Linked DNA regions of Homo sapiens: region 2 is linked to region 1. A link is a contact called in ENCODE Hi-C or POLR2A ChIA-PET data. All regions are on one chromosome and are shown on one strand. Each heading gives the region's core, a stretch centred on a gene start or an enhancer-like site at or near the end of the contact. The rest is flanking DNA. Distances are from core to core; before and after follow the strand shown. Region 1 overlaps EBF1 (EBF transcription factor 1). Region 2 overlaps LINC02202 (long intergenic non-protein coding RNA 2202).

Region 1 (7,003 bases), core at 528-3,027:
CTCTTTCCTTGGCTCGTAGACGCCGTCTTCTTCCAGTGCCTTTGCATGGTCTTCCCCTGGGCATGTCTGTGTTTTAATGTCTTCCTCTTATAAGGACACCAGTCATATTGGATTAAGGCCCACCCCAATGACCTTATTTAATTTTAATGACCTCTTTAAAGACCCTGTCTCCAAGGCTGGGTGCAGTGGCTTATGCTTATAATTCCAGCACTTTGGGTTGCCAAGTTGGGAGGATTGCCTGAGGCTAGGAGTTTGAGACCAACCTGGCCAACATGGCGAAACCCTTTCTCTACAAAACTCTACAAAAAAAAAGTACAAAAATTAGCAGAGCATAGTGGCTTGCCTGTAGTCCCAGCTACTCAGGAGGCTGAAGTGAGAGGATTGCTTGAGCCTGGGAGGTTGAGGATGCAGTGAGCTGAGATCTCACCACTGCACTCCATCCAGCCTGGGTGACAGAGTGAGACCCTGTCTAAAAAAAGAAAAAAAAAAAGACTCTCCAAATACAGTCACATTCTGAGGTACTGGGGGTTAGGACTTCAACATATGAATTTTGGAGTGGAATGGGACACAATTCAGCCCATGGCAGTGGCCATGATTAGACTCTTAACTAATATGGAAGCCAAATGTTCTTCAAATCACATGTCAGCATTTTCTTTTCTTTTCTTTTCTTTTTTCTTTTTTTTTTTTGAGACAGAGTCTGTCTCTGTTGCCAGGCGAGAATGCAGTGGCGCGATCTCAGCTCACTGCAATCTCCGCCTCCTGGGTTCAAGCCATTCTCCTGCCTCAGCCTCCCGAGTAGCTGGGATTACAGGCGCGTGCCACCACACCCAGCTAATTTATGTATTTTTAGTAGAGATGGGGTTTCACCATGTTGGCCAGGTTGGTCTTGAACTCTGGACCTTGTGATCCGCCTGCCTTGGCCTCCCAAAGTGCTGGGATTACAGGCGTGAGTCACTGCACCCGGCCACATGTCAGCATTTTCTAAGCAGAGACCAGGGTCATTGCAGTAAGGTCTCTCTTGGTTAGAGTGATGCAAAGCCAAGTGGCTTCCGAATGACACAGCAAGAAAGTCAAAGAAAAGGCTCCACAAAGGCTATGTGGGCCACATTAAAGCGCAAGATTTATTTTCATTATATTTTTTCTTAGCAGAACCCATCTTATCTGGTTAGACAGGCTTCTTTAGAACCAGATTTTGTTCTTTGTGACATTTGGAGTTAATATGAGGAAATGCTCTTTGTATTGCCCAGTATTGAAAATGTCAGTAAACAAACGCAGCAGTCAGAGAAGGGGGGGTTCTAACAAAAGACATTGTTTCTTGATGCAGGAGGTAACAAGAGTATTTAGAACAAAGGTTTTCTCAAAATAGGCTTTTTAGCAAACTTTGGAGCCCTGCTCTGGTACCCCACCCGCTTCCATTCTGCTGAAACAGCGATGTTGATGAAAATACTTATTATTTTAACCAGCCCCCCAAACTTACCAACACAAACACACTCTTAATTTCAGGGCTGACAGCAGGGCTGGGAAGGTCCTTATAGGATCGCAAAACAACTCGGGCAGTTGAGGGCTTCCGGCAGCCAGCTAACAAAAATATACTCTCAGAGGATGCAGCTCAGGGAGGCGTGGGACCTGCACAGCAGAGAGCCTGAAAGCTGGCCTTTCCGTTTTTTACAGAGCTTCACCCTTCACATCTGGCGGAGCTGTGACAATCAGTGTTAGACCATTTTAGAAATCAGATACCCTGGGTACCAGGAAGTTGATTTGCCTTCAACTTCCTTAAGAAAACACGCATTAATATTTAAGCTGGGTTTTCATAAAAGAAGCGTTGTGCTTGAGATGTGAAATAAAGTTAGGCGGCTGGGAAAACTCCTCCAGATACGGTGACCCTGATGCAATTCAAATCACACTCCAGATTTGAAAAGGAAAGGGAGCAGGGCTCACCCTCCCCGCAAAGTCTTTGTGGCATTTTGTATCTACTGTTTTATGGTGTGTGTCTATAATTTGCAAGGAACTGGACTTTAAGTTGTAACTTCCTTCTCTGTAAACAGAAGTTGGAGATTCACGAAGGTTACTTTCTTAAGTGATCCCAAAAAACACTGTTTATGATTTCCCCTTGGTATTGTTTCTTTGCAGCTTTTTTCAATTAAAGAGCCCTGTGGCGTACATCATCTCGTTACGGGGCTCATGGAGGCTCTTGCTGTACAGGTCCAGCCTTATGCGTTTCCCTGCCCTCCTTTGGATCTACTCCCTGTGGAGCTGACATTGAGATGGTGTCAGATAAATCAGGCAGGACAATTCTGATGGTGCCATCTTGAATGTAGTGTGACTTTAGTATGTCTCTAAAAGAGTTGTGGAGACAAATACAGTTCTTAAAGGGCGAAAGAGCTTTTTCAAAGATCAGTATAAATGGTTTACTTTAAAAATAAACATTTTAAATCACTTTGATCTTAGCTGTCCAAAAGATGCAAACTAGTCATGCTTCTGGGGGGGAGTATTTTCCGGGGTTTTAAACCTAGCATAGACCATTTCCTCTTTGTTTGCAAAAAGATAAATAATTTTTGGAACAATAGAACACAGAAGAAGCAATTGTGTAAATAGTGGACAGGTAATATACTGAAGGTGTTGCAAGAGCAGAAATTGGTTTTGCATTTGCCCATAGAGCTTTTGGTAACCTCTGTAGGTAAGGTTATTTATCCAGATCAGAATTCTGCAAACTACATTCCTCTGTCTGTGTCTGTCCACCCTCCTACTCATCTCCATCTCATCTGCGAGGATATCGTGACTTTTTTTGGTCAGATACCTTATTGAAAATTTGCCCATGACTTAGCATAACTTCTGTCTTTTGTTTCAATAATTAGACTTTACTCTTTCGGGCTGTATACTTTCATGCTCACCTGGCATCATCATTCAAATATGATTTCAGCATTAGCTTAGTACTTAAGTGTCAAGCCTGTATTTGGTATTTTGGTACAATGGTTAATATTTTGAGGATTGCCTGAATTTTAGATTTTGAGTAAGTCATACATAATTGCAAAGGGAGTAAGTTCTGATGCACTTTCAAAATCTAACCACAAATTATGCAGAGATAAAATGAAATAATTTTGAGGTTTTCCACGTTTCTTTTGCATGAAAAAACAAGTGTCAGCTATGCTAATATCACGTACTATATCATCTTTAATTTATTTTTGCTTTTTTTTTTTTTTTGAGATGGGGTCTTGCTCTCTTGCCCAGGCTGGAGTGCAGATCTCAGCTCACTGCAGCCTGGACTTCCTTGGCTCAAGGGACTCTCCTGCCTCAGCCTCCTGAGTAGCTGGGACTACAGGTGTGCACCACCGTGCCCAGCTAATTTTTTTTGCTTGTTTTTTGTGTGATGTCTAAAATAGTTATCTCCTGGATAACAGGAAGTTGTCCTCAGTAAGTCTGCCATCTTTTTCGTATTCATAGTATGAATTCTCACTCTAAAGTTTAAGGAGACATGATCATTTACAAAGATACTTTAAGACCAGGGCTGGCATAGTAAAGAAAGTGTGATATTTTATTGTTAACTGGCTTCTAGTGGCATTTCTTAAACGAGGCTCTTTTGTCAAGTTCCACACAATCACGAGGTTGAGGGTAGGTTTTGAAGGAGGAAATACTGTGCAAGACAATTTGGGTAGTTCTGTGTGGGTCTCTTAACACTATAAAACAATTAACAGAAAACATGCGCTCTTTGTTGGACAGACAGAACCACAAAGTGGACACAGGATTATCTGAATGAAGACATCTGAGTTTTAATATGAGATCTTCAACTAACAAGCTGTGTGACTTTAGGCAAGACTTCTAACTTTTCTGGGGGGTTTTCTCCTTCATAAATTAAAAAGGGCTTGGCTTGACATCAAGTTAAAAATATAATTAAAGTAAATAAAAGCAGAGCTCCTGTAGTTGAGGAGAGCATGAGGCTGGGAGAGCTTTCCACTGGCTGAGCTTCCCCCTGGCCAAGGTCAAAATCACCTCCTACTTCCAGCATCTTACATTCCTTGAGTCTAAAAGAGATAATGTTAATTAGAATTTAAACTGATAAAAGCCATTTTGACATTTTTAAAGTGTCCCTTTGCTAATATTACTTGTTATAGAGGACTTGGAAAATATGAAAATGTTTAGGCTGGGCGCGGTGGCTCACACCTGTAATCCCAGCACTTTGGGAGGCCAAGGTGGGCGAATCACGTCAGGTCAGGAGTTTGAGACCAGCCTGGTCAACATGGTGAAACCTTGTCTCTACTAAAAATACAACAACAACAAAAAAATTAGCCGGGCGTGGTGGTGCATACCTAGAATCCCAACTACTTGGGAGGCTGAGGCGGGAGAATCGTTGAAGCCCAGGAGGCTGAGGCTGCAGTGAGTCCAGATTGTGCCACTGCTGTCCAGCCTGCCTTCATAACAGAGCAAGACTCTGTCTTAAAAAAAAAAAAAAAGAAAAGAAAAAGAAAAGAAAACGTTTAAAAAGGAGACCAAAATGATTTATTCACACCAACTCCCAGATAAATGCATTTGAGGTGTATTTTCTCTTTTTCTTTTATTTTCTTTCATATCAGTCTCCTCATCTGTTTGTTAACTAAAGTGTGTGTGTGTGTGATTTTTAAAAAGATCCTCGCTATTGGATATTTTAGTTATTTCCAGTTTTTCATGGTTATAAATATCATGTGATGAACACCTTTGAATATAAATCTTCAACTGTTGCTCTGATTACAATCTTAGAATAGATTTCTAGACATGGAATTCCTGGGTCAAAAGTTTGACTTCTTAAACTTCTAGTGATCTCATTTTATTTTACTTTTTTTTGGTACCACTTGTTTCAATAGAAATAATCTCTTATTCTTACACATGGAACCATGATGAGTTGTTCAGACTGTTAGGTGAAATAGTATTGAAGAGTAGTGAACCTGAAGCAGCTCTTACATGCTAGCAAATAAAATCTATCTCCCACATCATGATTAAATGGATCATTGTTCACTTGGTATGCTATGGTAGAAAGCTGCTTTCCAATTTGGAGAAAATAACTTGTAAAATCAATTTTAACATTTGTTGGGTGACTGGGATCTATCTGGTTGCTAAGATTTTTCTTTCCTTCATATCTCATGATACTTAACTTTGGTTTAAACAAATAGAACTTATGTGTTTCTAACACCCCTCATTTCTGAACTCCTATTTTTGAAAAAAAAAATTGGAACTGTGCATTTTGGTGGAGGGGGAGAGAATAAATGCATATTTAAGGTATGAATGCTTCTTTCAGGAATTGATCTGCATCTTGGCTGGCAAATCTCTCAGGTGCACGAAGGGGCCCTGGCTACTTGGTCATTCATGGAGGAATATATTTTTTAAATGCTTTCTTGACCCTCTTCTAATTTGGAGGCAAGCACATTCCTCACTTTTTCCCAACCAGAGCGAACCAAATTTTCATGTGCACAGAGTGTGTTTTCAGTGGATTAGACCCAAAGCTATGTTGTTCTAGAGGTCTTAGAACTGCTTATGTAGTACACAATAAGCTTTGTAGCACAATTTAAATGTTGATTTTAACATATAAACAGTCATCCAAAAGCATTCCAGAAAAGCTGTTTTTAGGATTTGGCTTAAAAGTGTATTGGATAATGACTTCTCAAGCATGTTTATTTTTTTTGGTGTCTTTATTTAGGCATATAAAGTTTTTCCTTTTACTGGGACCCCATAAAGAAGTCTGTGTCCCCTTTTTTTCTCTCTCTGTGCTTCTTCCTTTCCTTTCCCAGCTGTTCCTTTAATTCATCTGAGACATTAGATGACATTCTTTATTTTGCCAACAATGACTTATTTATAACTAATTGCCTGGGTTCTGGGATTGTTAGGAAACTGTATTGACAATGATAATTTTTAGTTGTCTCACAATGAGGACACATGAATTATCACAGATTCCAATCAAAAAATGGCAAATGAGAAACAAAGCCCCCACCAACGGTACATTTCTGACATTGCCTTTGTTAAGTGTTGCATTAATAGGAAGGTGACATTCTTTTGAGAAGTAAAGCATATGTAAATAGGAAGAGTTTTTAAAAATAGAATTCTTCAAGCCAGACTCATTTCTACAGCTTCATAAGGAAAAGAACAAGTTAGACAGAAACCTTCTGTTAACAGAGAATAGAAATTGGAGTTGTTCTCCTGCTTTATTTATGGACCAAACTTTTTATGTTTTGAGTATTTTTGGGTATAGTTGGGTATAATTAAGTGTGGTCTGACCAATCAATTCTGTGTTTAAATTTCATCATTAGTGAGAACCCAAGAGATTCCCAGGCTTTTTTTTTTTTTTTTTTTTTTTTTTTTTAACATGGCTATGATTGGTTATATGAGTTTGTGAAATTACAAACCTAATTTCTGGGTGGTGTCAAAGATGGGATTACCTGAAACGGATTCCCACGTTGCTTTGTGATTTGGTGATTATGGTTCTTGACTTCTCTAAGAGAGGAATAAAAGTGCCACACTCACTAATGACCAAATTGGTCAGTTCCACTCATATGCCCCCTATAGCCTCTTTACCATCTAGCCTTTCCAGAGTTAACCTATTGTAAAATTAGATTGTAAAAATGGACAGAGTGGCCACCACTCTGGGATAAGGGTGAAGGACTCATGGTGTCATCCCCACTAAATACTCCAGTGGAAATTATCACTTAATTATTTGTGATATCACCCAGCTCCCCAAAGAGCTGGCCTTCCTTTTCAGCCCCAGTTATCTTTTGGAAGTGTAACTCTTTCAGTTTGATTGTCCTGGGAACACATGCAGTTTTCTCTTGATGGGGAAACCCCTCTCTGAAGGTCTGCGTTTTAAGTGGCAGAGATGCAAAAACAGCCTTCTAGACAGAGTTTCTAATTGAATTCTCCTCTATACCGTTATCCATAAACTGAGTAATGCATCCAAGGAAGAAGAGAGGATGAGAGAGGTCAGGAAGTTTAGATTCCAGTAAAATTTAAATAGCCACTGAATTTGCCATAGCAAAACATGAGC
Region 2 (6,815 bases), core at 1,428-3,927, 110 kb before region 1:
CTCAACAAAATATTAGAAATTTGAATTTAGCAATATATAAATAGGATTATACACTACGACCAAGTAAGATATATCCCTGACATGTTAGGTGATTTAATGGCATTTCTGTAGAGTATATACCTAGAGGTGAAATTTCTAGATTATAGGGTAAAATATTTTGTAAATAATGTCAGACTTGGTTCCAAAGTGGTTGTACTTATTAACAGTGTATGAGAGTTCTCACATGTATTAAGTAACACTTGCATTGTCAGTCTTTTAAACTTTTGACTATTTTTTTTGAAACACGGTCTTGTTCTGTGACCCAGACAGACTCACTGCAGCCTCAGCCTCCTGGGCTCAAGTGATCCTCCTGCCTCAGTCTCCTGAAGATCTGGGACCATAGGCATGTGCCACCACATCCAGCTAATTAAAAAAAAATTTTTTTTGTAAAGATGGGGTCTCCCCGTGGTTGCCCAGACTGGTCTCTAACTCCTGGGCTCAAGCAATCCTCCCACTTCATATTCCCAAATTGCTGGGATTACTGGCATGAGCCATCGCACCCAGCCTAACTTTTGCCTGTTTGATAGGTATAAGACTATCTTACTCTGGTTTTATTTTGTATTTGCCTGAATTGTAATACAGTTGAGCACCTTCTTATGTGTGGTTAGCCATTTGGGTATCTTCTGTACATGTGTGTAAAATGCCTGTTAGAGTTTATAAATAGTGATTATATATAAGATTTTATTGAGTGTTTACTACATGCCAGGCACTAATTACTAGATAAAGATTCATTTTATCATCACAATAAAGCTAAGTAGTATGTACTATTATTATCTACATTAACAACTTTTTTCTGCTTCTATTGTGATGAAGACAATATGATTTTCCTCTTTTAACCTATTAATGTGGTGAATTACTTGCTTTTCATTATGTTACATCAACCTTAAAATCAAAGGATAAATTCTACTTGTTCATGAGCTATTGTCCTTCCTGTATATTGTGAATTCAATTTGTTAATATTTTGTTTAAATTTTTAAAAATCTAGGTTAATGAATAGGATTAACCTATATTCTTCTCTTACACTGTTTTTGTTAGGTTTTGATATCATTATTATTATTATTATTACTGTTTTTGAGGCAGAGTCTCACTTGGTAGTCCAAGCTGGACTACAGTGGTAGTGCGATCTTGGCTCACTGCAACCTCTGCCTCCCAGGTGCAAGCGATTCTCCCGTCTCAGCCTCCCGAGTAGCTGGGATTACAGGTGTCCACCACCAAGCCCAGATAATTTTTGTATTTTCAGTAGAGACAGGGTTTCGCCATATTGGCCAGACTGGTCTCGAACTCCTGACCTCAAGTGATCTGCCTGCTTTGACTCCCAAAGTGCTGGGATTACAGGTGTGAGCCACCGCTCCTGGCATCATTATGATTTTTAATCCTGAATATTTATCATTATTCCATTACAGTAGTCCCACCTTATTCACAGGACATACTTTTGAAGACACCCAGTGGATGACTGGAACTGCTAATAGTGCCAAACCCTATCAATACTATGTTTTTTGCTATATATGCTTACCTATGATAGAGTTTAATTTATAAATTAAGCACAATAAGAGATGAACAACAATAGCTAATAATAAAATAGAACAATTATAACAACATACGGTAATGAAAGTTATGTGAGTGTGGTCTCTCTCAGAATATCTTATTGTACTATACTCATCTATTTTCTTCAATTTTTTTTTAACTCAATGGTTCTTTTAGAGACATATACTTGCCTATTTTCAGATCATGGTTGACCCTGGGTAATTGAAACGCAGGAAAGTGAAACCTGGGATAAGGAGGGACTGCTGAAATTTCCCCTACTCATTTGGAAGTAACACACGCTAGTTCTATAATGTGTAGTTGTTACCTTATATTATGGATTGAATTGTTTCCCTCCAAAAGATACACTGAAGACTTAACCTCCCACCTCCACTCGGTAACCTTATTTTGAAATAGGGTCTTGCAGATGTAATCAAATTAAGATGAGGTCATCAGGGTGCAACCTAATCCAATATGGCTGGCGTCCTAGTAAGAGGAGATGGCAGTGACATATGGGGAAGATAGCCCAGTGAAGACAGAGTCAGAGATTGGAGTAATACTGCCACAAGCCAAGGAATGCCTGAGACTACTAGAGGCTAGAAAAAGCAAAGAGGGCTTCTTCCCAAGAGCCTTCAGAGAGAACATAGCCCTGCCAACACCTTGATTTTGGACTTCTAGCCTCTGATACTATGAAAGAATATATTTCTGTTGTTTAAGTCCCCCAGTTTGTGGTACTCTGTTATGGCAGGGGTAGGAAACTAATCCTAGAAATTCCAACCTCCATAATTAGTGTACCAAAGTTTACAAGTGATCAGAATGTTATTCCCTTCCTGGACAAACGTGGAACACAGGGAAACCACAAAGAAGAACCTTTTATTATTTCTGTATTTCCCTTCTTCAAACTCATATGCTTTTGTTGTCCAGTACTTTAATCAATCCCCCCTTTTCCCCACTAGAAATTCTCATTGCTATTTTATACAGTCGATGCTTATTTTGTTTACCCACATTACCTACTTGCTTTGTTCCACAAAGTTTGATGCATCTCAGATCTTCTTTCCGGTGTCATTGTCTTCCTGCCTAGGTACAGCAAGTGATTTTCTGTAGTGAGAATCTGCTGACAACAAATTCTGTCAGGTTTAGTTTCACTTTCACTGGGTGTAGAATTCTATGTGGCAACGATTTTATTTTGGTACACTTAAGACACCATTTCACTATCTTCTCTCTACCATTACTGCTGCTGAGAGAAGAGCTAGCTCTTCGTTGGAATCATTCTAATTGCCATTCTTTAAAAAGTTACTTATCAGGCTGGGCGCGGTGGCTCATGCCTCTAATCTGTGTGTCAGGAATTGGTGGGTTCTTGGTCTCACTGACTTCAGGAATGAAGCCACGGACCCTCGCCGTGAGTGTTACAGTTCTTAAAGACAGCGCTTTCCTTCAGATGTTCGGATGTGTTCGGAGTTTCTTCCTTCTGGTGGGTTCCTGGTCTCACTAGCTCAGGAGTGAAACTGCAGACCTTTGCGGTGAGTGTTACAGCTCATAAAGGCAGTGTGGACCCAAAGCGTGAACAGCAGCAAGATTCACTGGGAAAAGTGAAAGAACAACACTTCCACAGTGTGGAAGTGGACTCCAGACCCTTGCCACTGCTGGCTTGGGCAGCTTGCTTTTATTCTCTTATCTGGCACCACCCACATCCTGCTGATTGGTCCATTTTACAGAGAGCCGATTGGTCTGTTTTGCAGAGAGCTGAATGGTCTGTTTTGACAGGGTGCTGATTGGTGGGTTTACAATCCCTGAGCTAGATACAAAAGTTCTCCATGTCCCCCCACTAGATTAGCTAGATACTGAGTGTCCATTGGTGTATTTACATACAAACCCTGAGCTAGACGCAGAGTGCTGATTGGTGCATTTACAAACCTTGAGCTAGATACAGAGTGCCGATTGGTGCATTCACAATCCCTTAGCTAGACATAAAGATTCTCCAAGTCCCCACCAGATTAACTAGATACAGAGTGCCGATTGGTGCATTCATAAACCCTGAGCTAGACACAGGGTGCTGATTGGCGTGTTTACAAACCTTGAGCTAGATACAGAGTGCTGATTGGTGTATTTACAATCCCTTAGCTAGACATAAAGGTTCTCCAAGTCCCCACCAGACTCAGGAACCCAGCTGGCTTCACTCAGTGGATCCCGCACCAGGGCCACAGGTGGAGCTGCCTGCCAGTCCCATGCGCCCTGCACCCGCACTCCTCAGCCCTTAGGCGGTCGATGGGACTGGGTGCCGTGGAGCAGGGAGCGGTGCTCCTCCAGGAGGCTGGGGCTGCGCAGGAGCCCATGGCAGGTGGGGGGAGGCTCATGCATGGCAGGCTGCAGGTCCCGAGCCCTGCCCTGCGGGGGCAGCTAAGGCCAGGTGAGAAATCAAGCACAGCAGCTGCTGGCCCAGGTGCTAAGCCCCTCACTGCCCAGGGCTTGCAGGCGGGCCCGCCGCTCTGAGTGCGGGGCCCGCCGAGCCCACGCCCACCCGGAACTCACGCTGGCCCGCAAGCGCCGCGTGCAGCTCCGGTTCCTGCCCGCGCCTCTCCCTCCACACCTCTCCGCAAGCTGATGGAGCCGGCTCCGGCCTTGGCCAGCCCAGAAAGGGGCTCCTACAGAGCAGCAGCGAGCTGAAGGGCTCCTCAAGCGCGGCCAGAGTGGGTGCCAAGGTCGAGGAGGCGCCGAGAGCGAGCGAGGGCTGCAAGGGCTGCCAGCATGCTGTCACCTCTCACCAGCACTTTGGGAGGCGGAGGCGGGAGGATCACGAGGTCAGGAGATCAAGGCCATCCTGGCTAACAGGGTGAAACCCCGTCTCTACTAAAAATACAAAAAAATTAGCCGGACGTGGTGGCGGGCGCCTGCAGTCCCAGCTACTCGGAGGGAGAATGGCGTGAACCTGGGAGGCGGAGCTTGCAGTGAGCCGAGATTGCGCGACTACACTCCAGCCTGCGTGACAGAGCGAGACTCCGTCTCACACACACACAAAAAAGTAGCTTATCTTTTTTCCCTCTGGCTGTTTTAAATATTTTTCTATTTACTTTTGTTTTTCTGCAATTTTACTATAGTGCATCTAGTTGCAGATTTTATTTTACTTGCTTGGGGTTCTCTGGATCTCCTCAATTTATAGATTTAACATGTTCCTTCGATTCTGGAAAATTCTCAGCCATTTTCTCTCCAAACATTTCCTGCACCTCATCTTCTCTTTCCTCTCCTCCCAAGGACACAATGTTAGATTTCTCACTATATCCTCCTTGTGTCTTACTCTCGTTTTTATTTTTCCTTCTCCATGTTTCGGTTGGATAGTTTAATTTATCTTTCCATTCATTAGTTCTCTCTTATCCAATCTGCTGTTGAATCCATTCACTGAATTGTTAACATTATTTTAGTCTTTATTTATAAAATTTTTTTTTCAAATCTGGTATGACAAATTTTATAGTTTTTCTGTTTCCTGCAGATATTGTAGAGTTTGTCATTTACTTCTTTACACATGGTTAACTATGGTGATATTTCAGTCTGTATGATACTTTCAATACAGGAGTGGAGTGCAGATGTTTCTGCCTTCTGTTGGTTCTGTGGATTCTCATTGAAATCCTAGCTTAATTTGAGGAGGTCTCCTAAAAATTTCCCACCTTGGATGGCTTTGAGTCCTGACCTTTGCTGCCTCTCCCCATACAGCCCCTGAGCAGAGCCCAAGTGAACGATAACCAGAAATGCTTTCAGGCCTAATTGGTTTCGTGTCTGATATTCCAGTCCTTTTTCTGGTTACAAATCTGTCCCCTCAAATTGTCCTGGGAATTTCCGACTGTTGTTTTTTTCTTTTCAGTCCTTTTCAGGAGAGTTCAAACTTATTTTGACGTGTGTGTGTGTGTGTGTGTGTGTGTGTGTGTGTGTGTGTGTATGTTGGTAGTAGAGGGTTGATTTGAATGACCTAGCTGCCATGGCTGGAAACCAGAAGCTCAATGATACTATTTTTGGTCTTTCACATTCTTGAGTATATCCAAGTTGGCATGATATCCCCACAACATAATGGAATTTGAGTGCTTAACTGCATGTGAAGTACTATGCATATGATTATGGACTAGCATCAAGGAAAAGGAAGGGGAAATTAACTTTGCTTAGATTCCTTATCTAATTCTAGTTATTTAAGAATATTATCCAAGTCCTTATTTAACAACAATCGTTTGCACATCTCAAGACAGTATGAAGTCCACAAATCTTAACATAAGAAACTGAAGTCGTAGTCTAAGTGCCAACATATTTACTGGAGACAGATTTATTTAAACAATCAGATTTGTGAATGGAAGCCTCCAAAAACACAAAATTTAAAAATCAACAATTGCTCTTGCTTATTAGAAAGAGGCTGTATTTTTATATTTTAAAAATATCAATGCTTCTCACACATGCCCTTATACAAAATTAATGAAATAGAATATTTTATCAAAATATTAAAAATAACTATGCTTTTAATGCTAAGACTACTGTGAAGACTAAAAAAATTTTGAATTCAAATTACAAAATCATTTGGTCTGAAAACATAAGGTACTCCACATTTTACCTATTGTAGAGTTTAAAGTCCTTGTGAGCAATTTGAAGTGTCAACTTTCCTACTGATGTGGCCTACATATTTCAAAATCCAATCTCTATTCTGTTTAATAGTAGGTGCTTTCTGAAGGCTATAGTCCATCACACAAGAGAATACTTCTTCTCACTTATACAACACATGTGTTCATGCCATTCGATTTCAGAGTACAAATACTAAGTCGACTGGTCTTCATTCTCTTGAAAAGCTAAGCGAGGTAAAAAAATAATAGCCATAACGTACAGATCACAAAAAAAGTTATTTCTTTTCCACATGGTTTCCAACAGCCACAATGAAGCCAGCATTGGGTGCTGAGTGAGTGTCATGTGGGTTTTCCAGGGCCCAGGGCAGCTGTGCTCAGCAGCAAGGACATCATTCCTCAGGTTGCTTAAGAAGTCAAACCCAGGCCGGGCACGGTGGCTCATGCCTGTAATCCCAGCACTTTGGGAGGCCGAGGCAGGTGGATCACGAGGTCAGGAGTTCGAGACCAGCCTGACCAACATGGTGAAACCCCGTGTCTACTAAAAATACAAAAATTAGCCGGCCTGATGGCGTGCGCCTGTAATCCCAGCTACTCAGTAGCCCGAGGCAGGAGAATCACTTGAACCCAGGAGGTGGAGGTTGTATTGAGCCAAGATCACACCAC

Evidence for each region. A loop is a pair of places that touch in the nucleus more often than their neighbours do. ChIA-PET counts read pairs that join two places held with the same protein, here RNA polymerase II (POLR2A). Pooled maps may share reads with other maps.
Region 2: a loop to region 1 is called in a pooled map, with 2.0 times the contacts of the local background. The contact joins two enhancer-like sites. A Hi-C loop is called at or near these places in 2 of 50 pooled maps. POLR2A ChIA-PET finds 5 or more read pairs at or near these places in 2 of 52 experiments (OCI-LY7 and activated CD4-positive, alpha-beta T cell).

Annotation. Positions count from the first base shown.
Region 1 is chr5:159,005,970-159,012,972 of GRCh38, reverse strand. All of the region lies in intron 6 of EBF1 (EBF transcription factor 1), which reads left to right. Among named protein-coding and RNA genes, the nearest start is that of EBF1, 90 kb to the left of the region's middle. Within about 2 kb of position 1,777, at least 12 of the 41 ENCODE cell types and tissues checked have a DNase peak (open chromatin) inside an H3K27ac peak, as active enhancers do.
Region 2 is chr5:159,116,498-159,123,312 of GRCh38, reverse strand. LINC02202 (long intergenic non-protein coding RNA 2202) reads right to left here. Exons shown (of 3, transcript NR_109890.1): 3 at 5,835-6,815. Among named protein-coding and RNA genes, the nearest start is that of LINC02202, 19 kb to the right of the region's middle. Within about 2 kb of position 2,677, at least 3 of the 41 ENCODE cell types and tissues checked have a DNase peak (open chromatin) inside an H3K27ac peak, as active enhancers do.